Linked DNA regions of Homo sapiens: region 2 is linked to region 1. A link is an interaction called in ENCODE POLR2A ChIA-PET data of the cell type or tissue named here. Cell type or tissue: PC-3. All regions are shown on one strand. Links, peaks and the distances in the headings refer to the core of each region. The heading gives the core; the rest is flanking DNA.

Evidence for each region. ChIA-PET counts read pairs that join two places held together with the same protein. Peaks named below come from ENCODE experiments on the same cell type or tissue, not always from the same donor. Only the 100,000 strongest peaks of a DNase experiment are listed, where the experiment ranks them.
Region 2: POLR2A ChIA-PET joins it to region 1 with 12 read pairs; 6 of 35 experiments call an interaction of 5 or more read pairs at or near these places.

Annotation. Positions count from the first base shown.
Region 1 is chr7:74,000,317-74,005,523 of GRCh38, reverse strand. No RefSeq gene overlaps it. Among named protein-coding and RNA genes, the nearest start is that of ELN, 25 kb to the left of the region's middle. RefSeq lists enhancers at 1,582-2,781, 4,772-5,207. In PC-3, for the core only: no CTCF peak of the experiment used is centred there; a DNase peak (open chromatin) is centred at 2,663; H3K27ac peaks cover 803 bases.
Region 2 is chr7:73,860,579-73,865,230 of GRCh38, reverse strand. It overlaps TMEM270 (transmembrane protein 270), which reads right to left and starts at 4,072. Exons shown (of 3, transcript NM_182504.4): 1 at 3,965-4,072; 2 at 1-238. The coding sequence starts at 4,036. In PC-3, for the core only: no CTCF peak of the experiment used is centred there; no DNase peak of the experiment used is centred there.

The DNA.
Region 1 (5,207 bases), core at 1,312-3,811:
CTGAAACGTAAGGGTAGATAATCTAGGATTCTATTTACATCAAATCAAAAAATGACAAAAGGAATCTATGCTGAAGTCAGAGCAATGGCTATTCTTAGGGGGAGATTGGGGGCTGGGAGGGGAATAAGGGAAATGGGGGTCAGAGGGGCTGGCATGTTGATCTGAGTGCTGTCAACAGCAATGTGTGTGGTTTGTGAAAATTCCCATTCGATCTGATGCAAGTTCACATACGCTGTGTGCATGTCTCTGTATAAATAATATCTTAGGTCAGGCGGGGTGGCTCACGCCTGTAACCTCCAACATTTTGGGAGGCTGAGGCAGGCAAATCACTTGAGGTCAGGAGTTTGAGACCAGCCTGGCCAACATGGTGAAACCCCGTCTGTACTAAAAATACAAAAATTAGCTGGGTGTGGTGGCGGGCACCTGTAATCCGAGCTACTTGGGAGACTGAGGCAGGAGAATCACTTGAACCCAGGAGGTGGAGTTTGCAGAGAGCTGAGATTGTGTCACTGCACTCCAGCCTGGGCAACAGAGTGAGACTCCGCCTCAAAAATAAAATAAAATAATGAAATAAAATAATTATAAATAAATAAAATCTTGATTTAAAAGTTCAGGCCAGGCACTGTGGCTCACACCTGTAATCCTAGCACTTTGGGAGGCCGAGGCAGGTAGATTGCTTGAGCCCTGGAGTTTGAAACCAGCCTGGGTAAGTTAATGAGACCCTGTCTCTACAAAAAATACAAAAATTAGCCACACATGCTGGAGCACACTTGCAGTCCCAGCTACTTGGGAGGCTGAGGTGGGAGGATCGCTTGAACCTGGGAAGTGGAGGCTGCAGTGAGCTGAGATCGCACCACTGCACTCTAGCCTGGGTGAAAGAGTGAGAGCCTGTCTCAAAAAATAATAATGCTAATACTAAAAAAAAAAAAATTAAAATTAATTAAAAGTTCAGACGTCAGTTGGAGTATTTTATTCTATGTGATATCATATCTGTGTATGTACATGTATGGATGTGTGTGTATGTATGCATATGGATGGATGGATGTGTGTGTATACATACATATACACATGTATGTATGCATCTATTAATCATCTGTCTCTATACTTTGGGGACAGTTGAGCCAGTGCTCTTTCTCCATGCACATTTGGGTTTTCTGCTGGGGAGTGAGGTGGAGGGAGGTATTGACCATGGATTAGGTCCCCCTGCCCCCTGCTAACCCAGGACAGAAACCCCACAAACCAGGCACCCAGGGAAGGGGAAGGGCTCCAGGGTACACCTTTAACTACAGAGACACACAGCAACACCGGCCAGAGGGGACAACTATGTCCTCATTTGCAGTCCCTGCAGACCGGTGGATGGAGGCAGATGAGACAGCAAGCCCCCAGGACCGCCTATATACACCCCAAAATAAACATATGTTGACCGACTGACTGCCCATCCAAAAGCTGCTGCCTAGCACTGCCCAGGGACCCCTGACAACAAGCTGGAGGACACACTGACTTGTCCCAGTTACCAGGAACCTTTGGAAAAAGTGCCATCAGCACAGTCAGCCCAGACTCAGAGACTAAGCATAAGGGATAGACAGCTGGACACTTGGCATGCACATGTCACATGCAGAGACATCTGCAGGCACACATGTGGGCCCACACACAGGCTTGCACCCAGGTGACAGGCATCGGCAGAACTGGCAAGCCCTGGGACCCAGACCCAACGCCGCAGAAGGACTCAGCCCTCCCGGGACGAAGGCGCGGGGCTGGTGCTGGTGTTGAGTCACCCTTTGTTGGATGATGAAAGGGGTAAGACACAGATGCCCAAAGAGCTCTGGGGACACCCCAGTGGGCACAGACACACCCTTGCTTGTTCTCTCAATGGCTTTCTTGTCTGGCCGTGTGTTTTGGCCAGAAGGGGATTGGCCTCAAAGGGCCATTGGAGAAACAAGAGAAGATTCTAGAAGGGGTAGAGGGTGCGTACCGTCTCAGATCGGAGATCCTAATCTGGGGTCCTCTCTCCCCTGGAAAGAAGATTCTGGAAGGGGTAGGGGTGTGGACTGTCTCAGATCGAAAATCATAATCTGGGGCCCTCTCTCCTCTGGAAAGAAGATTCTGGAAGGGGTTGGGAGTGAGGACAGGCTCAGATCGGAGATTCTAATCTGGGGCCCTCCCTTCCCTGGAAATAAGATTCTGGAAGGGGTAGGGGTGTGGACTGTCTTAGATAGAAAATCCTAATCTGGGTCCCTCTCTCCCCTGGAGATAAGATTCTGGAAGGGGCTGGGGTTTGGGGCCCTCTCTCCCCTGGCCTGGGGCACCTGTCCCTGTTCCCCTGACCCGGCCACACTGTGATGACACGAACCTCTTGCCACCCCCAGCCCTGGGGCCTGGCTGAGGTCCCTTAAGGGTCTGCTTTGCCCCCCACCCTCACCTCCAAAGTGCAGCAACAGCTTTGCCAGCGACCTCTGACCTCTCCCTGACCCTCCACTGCCTCCCACCTCCCACCCTCATTACATCCCCGGCCCTGACCTCATGTCTGCGGGGCCATGGGCGAGGGTGAGATAAGGCGGCCATTGCAGGCTGTGCTCCCTCCTGGGTACCGACGGGAAGGGCGGGCCAGGCCGCCAGCCTCAGAAGAGAGTGGCCCATGACTCACCAGGTGGGCAGCGCCCAGGCCGGCGTCCGGGAGGAAACGCCACTTCCTCTGGGTGAGGCAGGAGGCTGGCGGGGGAAGCTTTCTGGTTTATGCATTTTTTGAGGTTTTGTTTCAGGAGTCCTTCACTTCTGTGTCAAAAGATCTTCTCCCACAATTTGTTCTAGCAACTTCAGAATCTTACTTTTTTGTTTGTTTTTGTTTTTAGAGACAGGTTCTCCATCTGTGGCCCAGACTGGAGTACAGTGGTGTGACCTAGCTCACTGCAGCATTGAACTCCTGGGCTCAAGCGATCCACCCACCTCAGCCTCCCAAGTAGCTAGGACTATAGGCACGAGCCACCACAGCTGGCTAATTGTTTATTTTTGTAGAGATGAGGTCTTGCTATGTATTCCCAGTGCCTTGGGAGGCTGAGGTGCGAAGATCGCTTGAGACCAGGAATTCAAGACCAGCCTGGGCAACATATTGAGACCCTATCTCTACAAAAACATTTTTTTAAAAAGATTAGCCGGGTGTGGTGGCATGCACCTGTAGTCCCAGCTAGTCAGGAGGCTGAGGCGGGAGGATCGCTTAAGCCCAGGAGTTCAAGGATGCAGTGAGTTAGGATCACACACTGCACTCCAAACCTGGGAGACAGAGCAAGACCTTGTCTCAAAAAAACAAAACAAATAAAAAAAACACCAGACTCTGAGAAGAAAGAGTAAGACAGAAATATAATCCATAGCCCAGTTCCACTTGGGTAAATCAAAACTCCTCCAAAACAGTGATACACATATTAAGAAATGGAGGTAAAATTCACATAACATAAAGTTAACCATGAACCACTTGTAAAGGGTACAATTCAGTGGCATTTAGCACACTCACCTCTATCTAGTTCTGAGACATGTGAGTTACCCCAAAAGGAAGATCCGTCCCCATTAGTAGCCATGAGTGATCCTTGTTTTACAAGAACGCACGTGAATGAAAGGGCACACCTTGAATGCATTGGAAAGGTTGCCTGTGGGTGTGGGTGGTGGGTTAGGAATGATGGGAATAAAAGGGACTGGATAAATAAAACCTCTGTACTCCAGGGCCAAAAAGAGATTTAAACACTAAAACAGGCCGGGTACAGTGGCTCACGCCTGTCATCCCAGCACTTTGGGAAGCTGAGGCGGGTGGATCACTTGAGGCCAGGAGTTTGAGACCAGCCTGGCCAACATGGTGAAACCCCGTCTCTTCTAAAAATACAAAAATTAACCAGACGTGGTGGCGGGAGACTGTAATCCCAGATACTAGGGAGGCTGAGACGGGAGAATCGCTTAAACCCAGGAGGCGGAGATTGCAATGAGCCATTGCACTCCAGTCTGGACAACAGAGTGAGACCCTGTCTTGGGGAAAACAAAACAAAACAAAACAACAAAAAACAGAAGCTGGAGGTTCTGACTCTCTCTACCCCATGCATTCAGGGAGTAGAGACCCTGGAAGGACCCTGGACTCCAGGAGGCTGCCCCTTGTCTACTCCCCAGCCTCCTGGTACAGGGCAGAGAACAGGCTGGAGTTGGTGCTTGGGCCTGAGGAGGCGCCCAGCAGGAGTGAGGTGACGGTGAGGAGGCTGTTGGTGTGAGGCAGTGAGGAGGGGACAGACAGAACAGGGCTTGAGGACTCTCTTGGGGGGTGCACGGTGTGGTGCTGTCTGTGTGGCTGCCAGGGAAGGGGGCAGGGACCTGAGAAGTGTCAGGCCCCACTTTCTCGTGGTCCCAGGCTTGGGGCAGGGCAGGGCTTCCTTTTCCAAGCAAGAAACCCAGACATGTGGCTTGCCAGAGGCCGTTTTGTTTTTTGGATTTGAGAACTTATTTATATGAAAAGTCTTACCAAGGTATAAACATTCTGGGCCTTTGCACATGCTTTGGCCTCAGCTGGAATGTTCCTTCCAAGCAAGCCCCCTCTCCCACTGCGTGTCCGCCTGGTGAACTCTGGCCCCTCTCAGGGTGCAACTCCCTTCAGAAAGCTTTCTCAAACCAGCGTCCTCCCCTGCAGCCCCAGGGCGGCCGCTCTCTCCTCCGGGGACCCACAGTCCCTCCAGCCCCCTGGTTCTCATGTGACAGTCACCTCCATTTTTTCATCAGTCTTTCCTCCATGCCCCACTTGGCGGTGAGGCCTCCTCTGCCTTGGTTTCCCCTTTTTCCAGGTGCCCGGGACACAGTGGAACTCAGCACGTGTCAGGCAGATGGGTGACACGTGGATGCTCAGTTACACCTGCGGGGCTCGGGGCTGGGGCCAAGGCTATCTTCCCAGCATCGGGTCATCTGGGTTTGAGTCTGGGTGGTCTCCAGCCCCCTCCTCACCTCCCCTCCGCTACTACAGGCAGCATCCCCAGTCTCTCTGCTGCCAGAGACCTTGGTGCCCGAGTCTGCGAGGAGCTTGCTCTCTGGAGAGTCAAGACCCCAGAACCAAGATGGCAGAGGCGAGATGAGATGAAGCAGGCTCCCACCTCAGGGGGCTTGGTGACAGGGCCCAGGATGATATGTGTTGTGTTCATGTCAACTGCCCTGGGTTGGCCAGAGAGGTGGGGTCACCACGGAGATCC
Region 2 (4,652 bases), core at 1,161-3,660, 140 kb after region 1:
CCCACATGCCAGCCCACATCAGCCTGGGTCCCTGTAGCACCAGCCATACGGGGACCTGTATCAGAGCCAGCCCAGCCCAGAGAGCCTGGCCCAGGGGGCAGGCTGCAGCTCCCAGGGGTAGGTGGGCCTGCCAGTTACAGGACCCCCGGGCCTCCTGGGCCAGCCCTGACACCCAGTGGTTGAAGAGGTTGATCTTGAGGAGCAGGAAATTATAGAGGTGATCTCGGTTCTGAACCAACTGCAGAAGAAGAGAGAGAGACAACCGTCAGCCATCATCACCCTCCTGGGACAGGAACCCCACTTTTTCTTTTTCTTTTTTTTTTTTTTGAGACGGAGTTTCACTCTTGTTGCCCAGGCTGGAATGCAATGGCGCTATCTCGGCTCACTGCAACCTCCACTTCCCGGTTTCGGGCGATTCTCCTGCTTCAGCCTCCTGAGTAGCTGGGATTACAGGCGCCTGCCACCACACCTGGCTAGTTTTTGTATTTTTAATAGAGATGGAGTTTCACCATGTTGGTCAGGCTGGTCTCGAACTCCTGACCTTAGATGATCCACCCGCCTCAGCCTCCCAAAGTGCTGGGATTACAGGCGTGAGCCACTGCGCCTGGCCAGGAACCCCACTTTTACTGTAGAGGTGAAGCTGCTGGACCACCTTGAGTCAGATCCCCATCTCAAGGCCTCAGCTCCCCACAGGTGCAAGGATGAACTCTGTCCACTTTGAAGGACTCCCTTCTGAGAAGGGAACATTAGAAGGTGTTTCATATTGTATTTGGGTTCCTTTCCATTGGATATTTTTTTTTAAGAAACAGGATCTCACTCTGTTGTCCACGCTGGAGTGCAGTGGTGTCATCATAGCTCACTGCAGCCTTGACCTCCCACACTTAAACAACCCTCCCATCTCAGCCTTCCAAAAAGCTGAGACCACACAAGTGCATGCCACCATGCCTGGCTAATTTTTTTTTTTTTTTTTTTAAGAAATGGAGTCTTCTTATTATGCCTGGGCTGGTCTTGAACTCATAGGCTCAAGCAATCCTCCCCCCATTAGCCTCCCAAGTAGCTGGAGCTATAGGTGCATCTCACTAAGTCCAGCTAATTTTTTTTTTTTTTTTTTTTTTTGTAGAGGCGGGGTCTTGCTATGTTATCCAGGCTGGTTTCGAACTCCTGGCCTCAAGCAATCCTCCTGCCTCAGCCTCCCAAAGTGCTGGGATTGCAGGCATGAGCCACTATACCTGGCCTCCATTGGATTTAAATGATTATTTACAATACTCCAGACTGAAGGAGGTTTCATGGCTATTATTACCATGTTACGATCCCCCACCCCAATCCTGTGGGCTTTGAACCCAGGTCACTTGTCTTCTTCCAAGTAGCTGGGCTTTGCCTCTGTACCAGTTGTCCCCTGGCATCAGGAGGGCTGCTGGGGCAAAGGACAATGCCATTAGGGGCAGGGAGGCGTGAGAGACATGGGGCAGGGGTCACATAATTCACGACAGACCTAATGAGAAGGGTGAAGGAGAGAGATCCAGAAAGACTTCCAGATTTCCAGCCGGACATGGTGGCTCACACCTGTAATCCCAGCACTCTGGGAGGCCGAAGCAGACGGATCACCTGAGGTCAAGATTTCGAGACCAGCCTGGTCAACCTGGTGAAACCCCATCTCTACTAAAAATACAAAAATTAGCTGGGCATGATGGTGCATGCCTGTAATCCCAGCTACTCGGGAGGCTGAGGCAGGAGAATTGCTTGAACCCAGGAGGCGGAGGTTGCAGTTTGCCCAGATCGTGCCACTGCACTCCAGCCTGGGTAACAGAGTGAGACTCCATCTCAAAAAAAAAAAAAAAGAATTCCAGATTTCTGATCTGGGTGGTGAGTTGGACAACGGTGTCTCCCATTCACTGAGATGAAGCTGCAGGACTGGGGTGAGGTGGGGGAAAGCTGTTCTTGAGTCCTGGAGACCCTTCATCAGAGCTGGAAAGCCCCCAGCCCTTGAGTGACACCAATCCACCCACCTGGACCCCCCATCCCCGTGTCCACAGGCCCCACCATCTGAGATTGGCTGCAAGACCCCCCACTCACGGGCTGGATTTGCAGAGCTTGGGACGTGGAGGGTGGAGCTATGCTGAGACCAAAGGGTCCAGCAGGGAGAAGAATTAGGGTAGAGCTAGGAAATAGGACCTCCCAGGTTATGGTGCTGAGACCAGGGAGGAGGGAAACCTATGATATCCCACATGATCCCACAAGATCATTTCTATAGGAGAGGAAACGGGCTCAGAGTGGTGAAGTGATTTGCCCAAATTCACACAGCTAGAGGGTAAAACAGCCAAGATGCAAATCTTTTTTTTTTTTTTTTTTTTTTTTTTTCTGAGACAGGGTTTTGCTCTTGTTGCCCAGGGTTGCCCAGGCTGGAGTGCAATGGTGGGATCTCGGCTCACCGCAACCTCCGCCTCCCAGGTTCAAGCGATTCTCCTGCCTCAGCCTCTTGAGTAGCTGGGATTACAGGCATGCACCACCACGCGTGGCTAATTTTGTATTTTTAGTAGAGACAAGGTTTCTTCATGTTAGTCAGGCTGGTCTGGAACTCCTGACCTCAGGTGATCTGCCCGCCTCGGCCTCCCAAAGTGCTGGGATTACAGGTGTGAGCCACAGCTCCCGGTCCCAAGATGCAAATCTAATGGTGTCTGTCTTTCTCAACTGCCCCCTGTTATATGATCTTGGCTGACTGCAGCCTTGGCCTCCCAGGCTCAATCTATACTCCCACCTCGGCCTCCTAAGTGTGACTGAGTTGTGACCCCGACCACAAGCATGTGTATGTTTAAAAGAGATGAATGGGCCAGGTGCGGTGGCTCACACCTGTAATCCCAGAACTTTGGGAGGCCGAGGTGGGTGGATTACGAGGTCAGGAGTTTGAGACCAGCCTGGCCAATGCGGTGAAACCCTGTCTCTACTAAAGATACAAAAAATTAGCTGGGCGTGGTGGCGCACGCCTGTAATCCCAGCTACTTGGAAGGCTGAGGCAGGAGAATTGCTTGAACCTGGAGGTGGAAGTTGCAGTGAGCCGAGATCGCACCATTACACTGCAGCCTGCGCGACAGGGCAAGACTGCATCTGAAAAAAAAAAAAAGAGAGAGAGATGAATGAGCCAGGCGCAGTGGCTTATGTCTGTAATCCCAGCACTTTGGGGAGCTGAGGCGGGCAGATCACAAGGTCAGGAGATCGAGACCATCCTGGCTAACAGGGTCTCTACTAAAAATACAAAAAAAAAAAAAAATTAGCCAGGGATGATGGCACGTGCCTGTAGTCCCAGCTACTTGGGAGGCTGAGGCAGAAGAACTGCTTGAACCCAGGAGGCAGAGGTTGCAGTGAGCCGAGATCGCACCACTGCACTCCAGCCTGGGCAACAGAGCGAGACTCTGTCTCAAAAAAAAGAAAAAATGAATGGGAAAAACAATGATTCACCCATAGGAGTGACCCTCAATAGAGAAAATGCTGCCAGGTGCGGTGGCTCACACCTATAATCCCAGCACCTCAGGAAGCTGAGGTAGGAGGATCATGTGAGGCCAAGAGTTGGAGACCCGCCTGGGCAACGTAGTGAGACACCATCTCTACAAAATACAAAAATTAGTCAGGCGTGGTGGTGCACACCTATAGTCCCGGCTACTTGGAGGCTGAGGGGGGAGGATTGCTTGAGACCGGGAGTTGGAGGCTGCAACGAGCTGAGCCGGCACCACTGCGCTCCAGGCTGGGCGACAGAGCGAGACCCTGTCTCTAAATAAAGAAAAGAAAAGAAAATGTCAGCACTGTAGTTTGGAGTGGGGCTTCTGGGAGATGTCAGATTATTCTGGAAGGCAGGCAGCCACCTCGTTCCACTGGATGGGACAGGCAGGGCTTGGGCCCGGCAGCTCTGAGGTGGCTCTGTGAAGGGCCTGGTGTGTGGTCCCCACCCCACTTACCCCCAGCCCCCACTCACCAGCACTGAGAGCCTCGTAACCTGCAACAGGATCCCCAAAAGGCTGGATCTGACTGGAGGAAGGGCCTCCATGTCTGGCCTCCCCCACCTACTCCAGCTGGGAGAAGCAGGGTGACCTCACAGATGCCACAGGGTGGGGACCAAGTTACCATGGGGACCCGGTTGCCGCCAGTGACCCACTGCCTTTACCTGGCTCCTGCCGCTCCACTGCTTCCTCTGAAACCTCAGTCCACGTCTGAGCCCAACACGGCCAAGGAGGTCTTAGAGCAAAGCTTCCTTCGGGTCGGATTTCCCCAGATCTTGGAACAGGAATCAAGTGCCGCCTAGGAACGGGGTTCATGCCTGGATTCCCAATGCTTTGGGAGGCCAAGGTAGGAGGATCGCTTGAGGCCAGGAGTTTGAGACCAGCATGGGCAACATAGCAAGACCCTGTCTTACAAAAAAACAAAAAAAGAAAAAAATTAACCAGCCTTGGTCATGCACACCTGTAGTCCCAACTACTCAGGAGTCTAAAGTGGGAGAATCGCTTGAGCCCAGGAGATAGAAGTTGCAGTGAGCCAGGATCACTCAAGCCTGGGTGACAGAGCAAGACCCTATCTCTAAACAAAGAAAAAAAATTGAAGGGTGATGAGTTTATTTGGGGAGTGGGCCCTGCAAGCATCCATAGGAAGTCAGAAAGTGAGGCAAG